2 separate regions of the Homo sapiens genome follow, and region 1 is linked to region 2. Evidence: chromatin contacts called from ENCODE Hi-C or POLR2A ChIA-PET data. All regions are on one chromosome and are shown on one strand. Each heading gives the region's core, a stretch centred on a gene start or an enhancer-like site at or near the end of the contact. The rest is flanking DNA. Distances are from core to core; before and after follow the strand shown.

Evidence for each region. Hi-C counts contacts between places; a loop is a spot of excess contacts on that map. ChIA-PET counts read pairs that join two places held with the same protein, here RNA polymerase II (POLR2A). Pooled maps may share reads with other maps.
Region 1: a map of PC-9 shows a loop between it and region 2 (2.1-fold over the local background). The contact joins the promoter of LINC03026 here to the promoter of CDK20 in region 2. A Hi-C loop is called at or near these places in 1 of 168 maps with a recorded cell type or tissue (PC-9) and 9 of 50 pooled maps. POLR2A ChIA-PET finds 5 or more read pairs at or near these places in 9 of 52 experiments (A549, CD4-positive, alpha-beta T cell, HCT116 and 6 more).

Annotation. Positions count from the first base shown.
Region 1 is chr9:88,076,552-88,080,626 of GRCh38, reverse strand. LINC03026 (long intergenic non-protein coding RNA 3026) reads left to right here and starts at 2,727. Exons shown (of 2, transcript NR_135138.1): 1 at 2,727-2,904. It overlaps LOC124902201 (syncytin-A-like), which reads left to right and starts at 2,727. Exons shown (of 7, transcript XM_047424307.1): 1 at 2,727-2,904; 2 at 3,144-3,244. RefSeq lists an enhancer at 3,479-4,029.
Region 2 is chr9:87,971,483-87,975,814 of GRCh38, reverse strand. It overlaps CDK20 (cyclin dependent kinase 20), which reads left to right and starts at 1,282. Exons shown (of 8, transcript NM_001039803.3): 1 at 1,282-1,443; 2 at 1,780-1,893. The coding sequence starts at 1,369. LOC105376131 (a long non-coding RNA gene) reads right to left here and starts at 1,180. Exons shown (of 3, transcript XR_930088.2): 1 at 953-1,180.

The DNA of each region.
Region 1 (4,075 bases), core at 1,478-3,977, 100 kb before region 2:
CTTTGCACATTCTGGTCCCTCTGCCTCAAATGCTCTTTTTTGCAGATCCCACTAACCTTCACCCAGAAACCTCCTACTCATACCACTTGCACATGGGAGGCTTCTCTATGCCCCAGAGTAAGTAGGAGCCCCCCCGTAATGTGACCTTACAGATCGCACCATCAAGAGGTAGAGTCTACGCATGGGAGTCGGCGGTGTGATTTGCTTTGCCCAATGGGTCATTCACAAACATGAATACAAGAGGAAATCTGAAAAGTGCTTGTCCATCAGGGCCTACTCTCTTGCTATGACTGGAAGCCCAAGACCACCAAATCCTAATCAGCTTTCTGAACGCTGGAAGGTCATGTGCAGAAGAGCTAAGGCTCCCTGGCAGAAGACCTGCTGACTGGCAGACACATGTGTAAGGCCATCCTCCAACAGCCAGCGCCAGCCCACTCCTTAACTGACCAGGGACAGAGGAGAGAGCTGAGCAGAGACCACGCAAGCTGACCCAGCCTGGAAGGCCCTTCCAGCCCAGATGACACACAGAATCATGTACAACAATAAAACGGTGGTGGATTTAAGCCACTGAATGTGAGGGGAAACTGACGGATATCCATGGAAATTTGTTTACTATCAATAACCTCATCAGACTACGAGCTTCATAAAGGCAGGCACCAGGTGTATCTGCTCGCCGCTTGATCACATATGTTTAAAACAGCACCCAACATGAAGTAGATTCTCCGTAATTATTTATTGTTTAGTGAATTAAATGAATAAGTCAATAGTCTCCACTGGAGAGACAAAATTGACTGTCAAGGTTTTGCAGCTCTTTTTTTTGTTTGTTTGTTTGTTTTGTTTTGTTTTGTTTTGTTTTGTTTTTGGGACGGAGTTTCGCTCTTGTTGCCCAGGCTGGAGTGCAATGGCACAATCTTGGTTCACCACAACCTCTGCCTCCTGGATTCAAGCGATTCTCCCGCCTCAGCCTCCTGAGTAGTTGGGATTACAGGCATGTGCCACCATGCCTGGCTAATTTTGTATTTTTAGTAGAGATGGGGTTTCTCCATGTTGGTCAGGCTGGTCTCAAACTCCTAACCTCGTGATCCGCCCGCCTTGGCCTACCAAAGTGCTGGGATTATAGGCGTGAACCAACGTGCCCAGCTGGTTTTGCAGCTCTTAAAAACAGTGACTCTACAATGTTTTTCTCACATTTGCTGGGGTCACTTTCTAAGGTGTATAGACTAGTCCTTTACAAACCAACCCTCTCCTCTCCCTGACAACTTGGATATTGCTTCCTCCTCTGCCTGTCGAGGTGTTTTGTCTGTACCTTAGTTTGAGTTTCCCTGCTAAGCACCAAGTTCAGAGCCAGGCTGTGGGACACACGGTAACTAACCCAATATGTCCCCTTCCTGCAGAGAATACACAAGTCCCAAGAAGGTCCATGGGGCCTCAGGGAAGGAAAATATGGTAGGAGGGCTCAGGTCTAATTGAAAGTTGCTCACCTCCAGCCCCAAGGTTTTTTTTGACCCGGATAAAGTAAAACAAAGAAAGCACACTGAAATTAGAGGGAGGCAATGGCATTTTGCACACCTTAGTAACAGCATGTGGTGGCCTGTGGGCATCCTGTATGACTGCAGAGGACCAGGGAGCTTTCTGGGGCAATGAAAACATTCTGAATTTCCTCTCTGGTGGTGCATATTCGTCAAAACTTAGCAACTGCACACTTAAAATAGGTGCAACTTGTACATAAATCATTCTCCAAAACAGTGATTTTGGAAAGGCCTCATGTGGTCCTTTTCTCTTTCCTGGTTCCTTCTCTGCTCACCTGCCAACAGTGCTCCATGGTCCCCCAGGTTGGAGCACGTGGAGGGATGAAGCAAAGGGAAAAAAGAAATGTCATTCACATGGATCCAGAAGTAAGCTGGCTCATACTGGTGCCTAGAAACACCTCCCCACACACCTTCCCACCAAGGAGCAGTTTGCCAGCCCATCTGTTTTGCCCTCTGTGTTTCCCTGGGCAGGAGTTATCCCCCAGCCATTGCATCCCCCAAACTCCAGAGGTTCAGTTGAGCTGAACTTCACCGAGCCTGAGGCAAGAAGACAAGCTCCCCCTACCCAAGCCCTTGACAAGGCAGGAGGAGGGGCTCACAGCACACGGCTGCCTACAGAAGTCTTCCTCTCAAAGCTCCTTAACCTTCCTCCTTCTCGCCATGTGTAACTGCTCACTGCTTCATCACAGATGTTTAAATCAGCACCGTCTGTATTTTGGTCTGGCAGCTCACTTGGGAATGCAGCATCCTTGGAAATGTGGTGTCGGGTGGATGCACCAATGTCCATCTCCTGCTACAAATGGCAACTGAACTTGTGGCCATCTGGGCTTTTTAGTCTGTTGTTGTTGGTTTTACCTCTGTTTTATACTACCCAGCATCCACCAACAATCACAGGCTAATTTTTCCTACATGATGGCTACTTCCCCAACTCCAGGTGGTTGTAGTAAAGAGGACTCCAGCGACATACGGCCTAGTTCAAGGGGTGGACAGGTCAGCCTTGCAGATATTCAAGGGAGAGCCACCTGGGCAGAGGGAAAGTTATGGACTAAACTGTGTCCTCACAAAATTTGTATGTTGAAGCTCTAACCCCTAGTGTGACTGCATTTGGAGGCAGAACCTATAAGGAGGTAATAAAGGTTAAGTGAGGTCATAGGGTGGGCTCTGATCCAATAGAACTGTGTCCTTATAGGAACAGGAAGAAGCGCTAGGGATATCTCCCCTCCCCCGCTCCCTCTGTCTCCCTCTCTCCCTCCCCTCTCCCCTCTCCCATGAGAGGACACAGCCAGAAGGAGACCGTCTGCAAGCCAAGGAGAGAAGCCTCACCAGCCATGGAATCTATAGGCACCTTGATGTTGGACTTCCAGCCTCCAGAGCTGTGAGAAATGCGTTTCTGTTGTTTAAGTTGCCCCGTCTGGATTCTGTTACGGCACCCTGAGCTAAGACAGGGACTAACTGGTGCAAAGGCCCTGGGGGGGACCTGGAGGCAGGTTTGAAGGGTGGGGGGAGGGGAGGCCATGATCACCGGGTGGAGGGTGGGAGTAGGTGGACATGGGTTAGAAAGGTCGTGGGCCAGGCGGCCTCCTAGGCAGCTTCCTGATGTTGGCCTTTTCATAGATGGAAGCCAACCGTCGGGAGCACACACACCACATTACAAGGATCCCAGCCAGGCCCAGGAGGGGAAGCAAGGACACCCTAGAGGCAGAGAGAACTGGCAGGTAGCACCGTGGGGGATGAGAGCGGGTTGGAATCTAGATCCTTCTTGAGAAAGGAGGACGCTGGAGGGTGGGATGTGAAAACTGGGGGAGAGAAGACTCAGAGGTCACTGGAGGTCTGAACAAGTGCAAGGATAGAGGTGCCCCGAGCTGACACGGGTGGCCTGGGCAGGGGCCGGTGTGTTGGGGGAGATCCTGGGGTCTGGAGGCCAGGGGTCGGGCCATGAGGCCGTACCGGCAAAGGCGGTGCGGGCCCTGAAACCAGGCGAAGACAGAGCTGGCGGGAGGCAGCGGCCCCAAAGTCAGGACCGAGGAGGGCCGGGCTGACTGCCAAGGAAGGCCGGGCTGGCTGCCAAGGTCAACCAGGTGGAGGCCTTCGGGGTTCGGCAAGAGCAGTTCTGTGAGCTGGCGGAGCCTGGCGTCTGCCTGCGTGACGTGGAGGAACCGCAGGCGGCGACCGCGGACAGAATGTACAGGTTTCTGGGCGAGGAATGGAGAATGAGGCGGAGCTGGGCTGCAGGAGACGGAGGCAGAGAGAGACGGCCTGGCGGGAGATGCAGGGGCCCGCGGCAGGGCCCTGGAAGCTCCAGGCGGGAGGAGGGACGTGGTGGCGGGCGGGAGGGCAAGGGCTGGGGCCCGGGCTCATTCCGCAGAGCCTGCGGGTACAGCAGGCTGAGGGGTCAGACTGAGCACAGGGAGCTGAATAGCGAGCCCCGCCCGGCAGGGGAAATGAAGGGAGGGTGGTGTGAGAGCTTCTGCCAGGGGCAGAAGGACACCGAGGGACCGCAAGCAGAGCCGAGGGAGTGCGCGCTAGCCCCGGAAGAGGGTGCGCTG
Region 2 (4,332 bases), core at 33-2,532:
TGCCTTTTTCATTTAACAACCTATTTTAGAAATCTTCCCATTGCTGTACATAAAAAGATTTAATACCTCATTTGAAGGAGGCACCACAATGATGGACATCTGTGTTGTTTCCAATAGTTTGCCGTTGAAACAACGTTGCAATGGAATAACTTTGTACATGTCATTTCACATGTGTAAAAGGTGTCTATTGGGGAAATTGCTAGAAGTGGCTTTGCTGAGTCTGAGGGTCTGTGCATTTGTGATTTGATCAACATCGTCAAATTATACTGCCACCAGCAATGTATGAAAGTGCTTGTTTTCCCGTAGCTTGGTCAATGAACTATTAGACCTGAGATCTTTAGCCATCCAATATGTGAAAAACTGTAACTTTAGTTTGCATTTGTTTATTGTATGTGAAGTTGAGCATCCTTTCAGAAGTTTAAGGCCTACTCTGTCCTGTCTGGGTCAGAGTATGCCCTTTTATTTTATTTTTAGTTTTAGTTTTTGAGACAGAGTCTCGCTCTGTCACCCAGGCTGGAGTACGGTGGCGCAATCTCGGCTCACTGTAACCTCTGCCTCCCGGGTTCAAGCGATTCTTCTGCCTCAGCCTCCTGAGTAGCTGGGATTACAGGAGCACGCCACCACGCCCGGCTAATTTTTTTTGTATTTTCAATAGAGACGGGGTTTCACCATGTTGGTCAGGCTGGTCTCGAACTCCTGACCTGATGATCCGCCCGCCTCAGCCTCCCAAAGCGCTGGGATTACAGGCGTGAGCCACCGTGCCCGGCCCTCAGAGTATGCCCTTTTAAAAATCTGTGGGTACACGTAGCCAACTGACATTTTAAGACAAGAGGACCCACAGACCCTCTTTCCACAACGCAGCCCGGGACCTGTCTGTCTGCATCAATAGTGCCTGGCTTTCGGAGCTAGAAAACAGCACCTGCGCGTGGTCGAAGCCTGAACCTCTACTTACAGGTGCGGAGCTTCCGGCTTGCCAGGGGAAGGAGCCCGCCCCTCCCGGCTGCGTGCACCAGCGCAGCTAGTCACGTGACGCCGGGGGCGGGGGCAGATAGGAGGTGCCTGCTGTCATCGTTCCGTGGGCCCTGCTGCGGGCACGCTCTCGGCGCATGCGTTTTTTATGCGGGATTAAGCTTGCTGCTGCGTGACAGCGGAGGGCTAGGAAAAGGCGCAGTGGGGCCCGGAGCTGTCACCCCTGACTCGACGCAGCTTCCGTTCTCCTGGTGACGTCGCCTACAGGAACCGCCCCAGTGGTCAGCTGCCGCGCTGTTGCTAGGCAACAGCGTGCGAGCTCAGATCAGCGTGGGGTGGAGGAGAAGTGGAGTTTGGAAGTTCAGGGGCACAGGGGCACAGGCCCACGACTGCAGCGGGATGGACCAGTACTGCATCCTGGGCCGCATCGGGGAGGGCGCCCACGGCATCGTCTTCAAGGCCAAGCACGTGGAGGTGAGGCTGGACCGCGGCCGGCAGCCTGGCGGGGGTGTGCCCCCGCCACCCTCCGGCTAACGCTCTAAACTGTTTCGGTTCCCTTTTTACATCCAGTACAGTTTTTAAAACCTACTCATATTCTAAACCTACTTTGGGCCGTTGCGCTTCCCTCCGCACAGCTGGCTTGGTCCCCTACCCCAGCGGCTGGGTCCCAGGCTAGTCCTAGACCCCCGAGGAGGGCCTCTGGCCGAGCCGGGGGCGCGTGTCTCTCTCTCAACCACCTTCCCCTCACCCACCTTCATCTCTCTTTCCCAGCCGAGGGTGGGCTGGCAGTGTCTGCCTTCTATCCTGCAGACTGGCGAGATAGTTGCCCTCAAGAAGGTGGCCCTAAGGCGGTTGGAGGACGGCTTCCCTAACCAGGCCCTGCGGGAGATTAAGGCTCTGCAGGAGATGGAGGACAATCAGTATGTGAGTAGGGGAGGGGGGGCATGGTATTCTCACCCTCAGTCGCTCGTTCCCACTTCTTTGTGCCTTCATTTTCCCAGCTACGCCTTCACCAGCTTTCAGGGATTTCCTCCCGCTGTCACTCACACACACTGCTCATTCATCTGCCTCCTTACCCCCTTTTGCCCTTTTTTGTCCACTTGTTCACCTTTATTTACCTATTTCTTTCATTTCTCACACATTCACTCTCATTTGCCTACTTATTTCTTAATGTATTCATTCATTCACCGACTTTTTTTCTCAAAACATGTAGTGATTTATAATGTAACTAGCACCTATTGAGCTCCCGATGTGTTCTGCAGGCATTATATACATTGTCATTTTGAGACCTCTTTACTACTGTACAAGGCAGGTTTCCAGATCTCTGTTTCTCAGGTGAGAGGAGGAGGTTATGTCACCAGCTCTTGGGCCCTCCGTTAGTCAGTAGAGGGTTTGGCCCAGGTTTGATTGAGAGTCCATTCTTCCCTTGGGACCTCCCATAGGCTCTACCCTGTGTTGGGCACTGGTGACACAGAGAAACCAGCTCCAGCCCAGCTCCTGAGGACTTAAGTGTGCTAACAAGAGACAGAGGCAACAGGGCCCACCTAGTGTGGTTCGTGCTGTGATAGGGTACCGGGAGGGGCTGCTGGAACACGAAGAGGGGCATCTTTCACCCCTAGTGTCATTACTCTTTTGGTGCTCTCTCTCACCCATGTCGAAATAGGGAATGTATTTGACTCCCTGGAGAGTTAACAGGGTTGGGTCTCTGTGATCTGGAGATATGCATGATATATTGGATGACAAAAGCATGTTATAAAATTTTGTGTCATCTGGGTTTTGTTTGGAAATATTATATATGTGAATGTGTATTTGTGTGTGCCATATCTGTTGTAAAGTCTGGTAGAATACACTCTAAGATTGACTGTAGGATTTTTCTTTTGTTCTTTTTCTGTTGGATTTTATGTCTTACCTGAATGTGTGCATGTGTTTTGATCTGTTAAATGGTTGTGTACTACCTGAAAAATCCGAAAACAGCAATCAGGCCATTTTGATTTTTTGAGGAAGATAAAAGGGCTTCCAGACAGCCATGTGTGGGATAGGTGGAGAGATCCATAAGGAAGCTGGTGATATGGTCCCTACATCCAGTTGGTCAGCAATTCTGAAGGTTCTAACTTTAAAACATACTCTAGATTTGCTCCTTGCCCAAGTCATCATCACCACTCATCAGAATGACAGTGGCAGCCTCCCCACTGCTCTCCATAGCCACAGTCCGGAGGGCTTTGTCAAAAGTGTAAGTTAAGTCATCGGCTCCCCTGCGTAAAAAGCCCTGGTGGCTTCTCTTCACACTTAGAGCACTATCACCATGTGCCCACCTCCAGCTGGCCTCTCCCTTTTCTCTCATTCAACACAACTTCTTAGGCATCTCTCCAGTGACCAGCACCTATCTAGGGTCCAGGAGCACAGAACAAGGCAGACACATCCTTCCCTTAAACAATCTCATGTACTCACATCCCTCTAGCCTCCTTCTGTGCTGGCGTTAGGGCCTTGCACTTGCTTTTCTTCCTGCTCAGAGCTTTATCCCAGATCCCCACAAACTGGGTCCTCATCTAGCCCCACCCCACCTAAATAAAGAAGTATCCTTTTCTCCACTCACAGAATCACACTATCCTCTTCTAGTTCTGTTGATTTTTTTTCTTTTTTTGATACAGGGTCTCACTCTGTCACCCAGGCTGGAGTGTAGAAGTGCGATTTTGTCTCCCTGTAGTCTCAACCTCCTGGGCTCAGGTGATCCTCCCACCTCAGCTTCCCAAGTAGCTAGGACTACAGGCACGTGTCACCATGCCTGGCTAGTTTTTTGTATTTTTTGTAGAGACAAGGTTTCACCATGTTGCCCAGGCTGGTCTCAAACACCTGGGTTCAAGCCATCCGCCCACCTTGGCCTCTCAAAGTACTGGGATTACGGGCATGAGACGTCATGCCCAGCCCCCTTGTATTTTGGTTCCTGTACTTACAGAATCTGAATATATCCCTTTTATTCATTTATTTGTTAAACTGTTTGTCCTTTGTGCTGTGAGTTCATTAAGAGTCCTGTCTCTCAGCTCACTCTCTGTGTAGCCTGGCTCCTCTGACAGTACTGGCCTCAGTGTTTGTGATGTGTCTGTAGCTGTCCCAGCACTGGGAAAGGTGGGATTCCTGGTGTCCTTTCCTTGGTGCTGGGATTCGGTGGTTCTAGAGGAAACAGGAGGAGACCTGTCCATCTCATGTGTGACCATCCAGATGATTTTCAGGCGGGTAGGCTGGGTGGGCGGACCAGATGGTGCCACTAAATGACCTTTTTTAGACCTTTTAGTGTTCATGGAGAATTAGAGTGGGGGCACACCTTATCTCAGGAGAGCAGAGCAAATCATGAGCATCGAGCTCTCT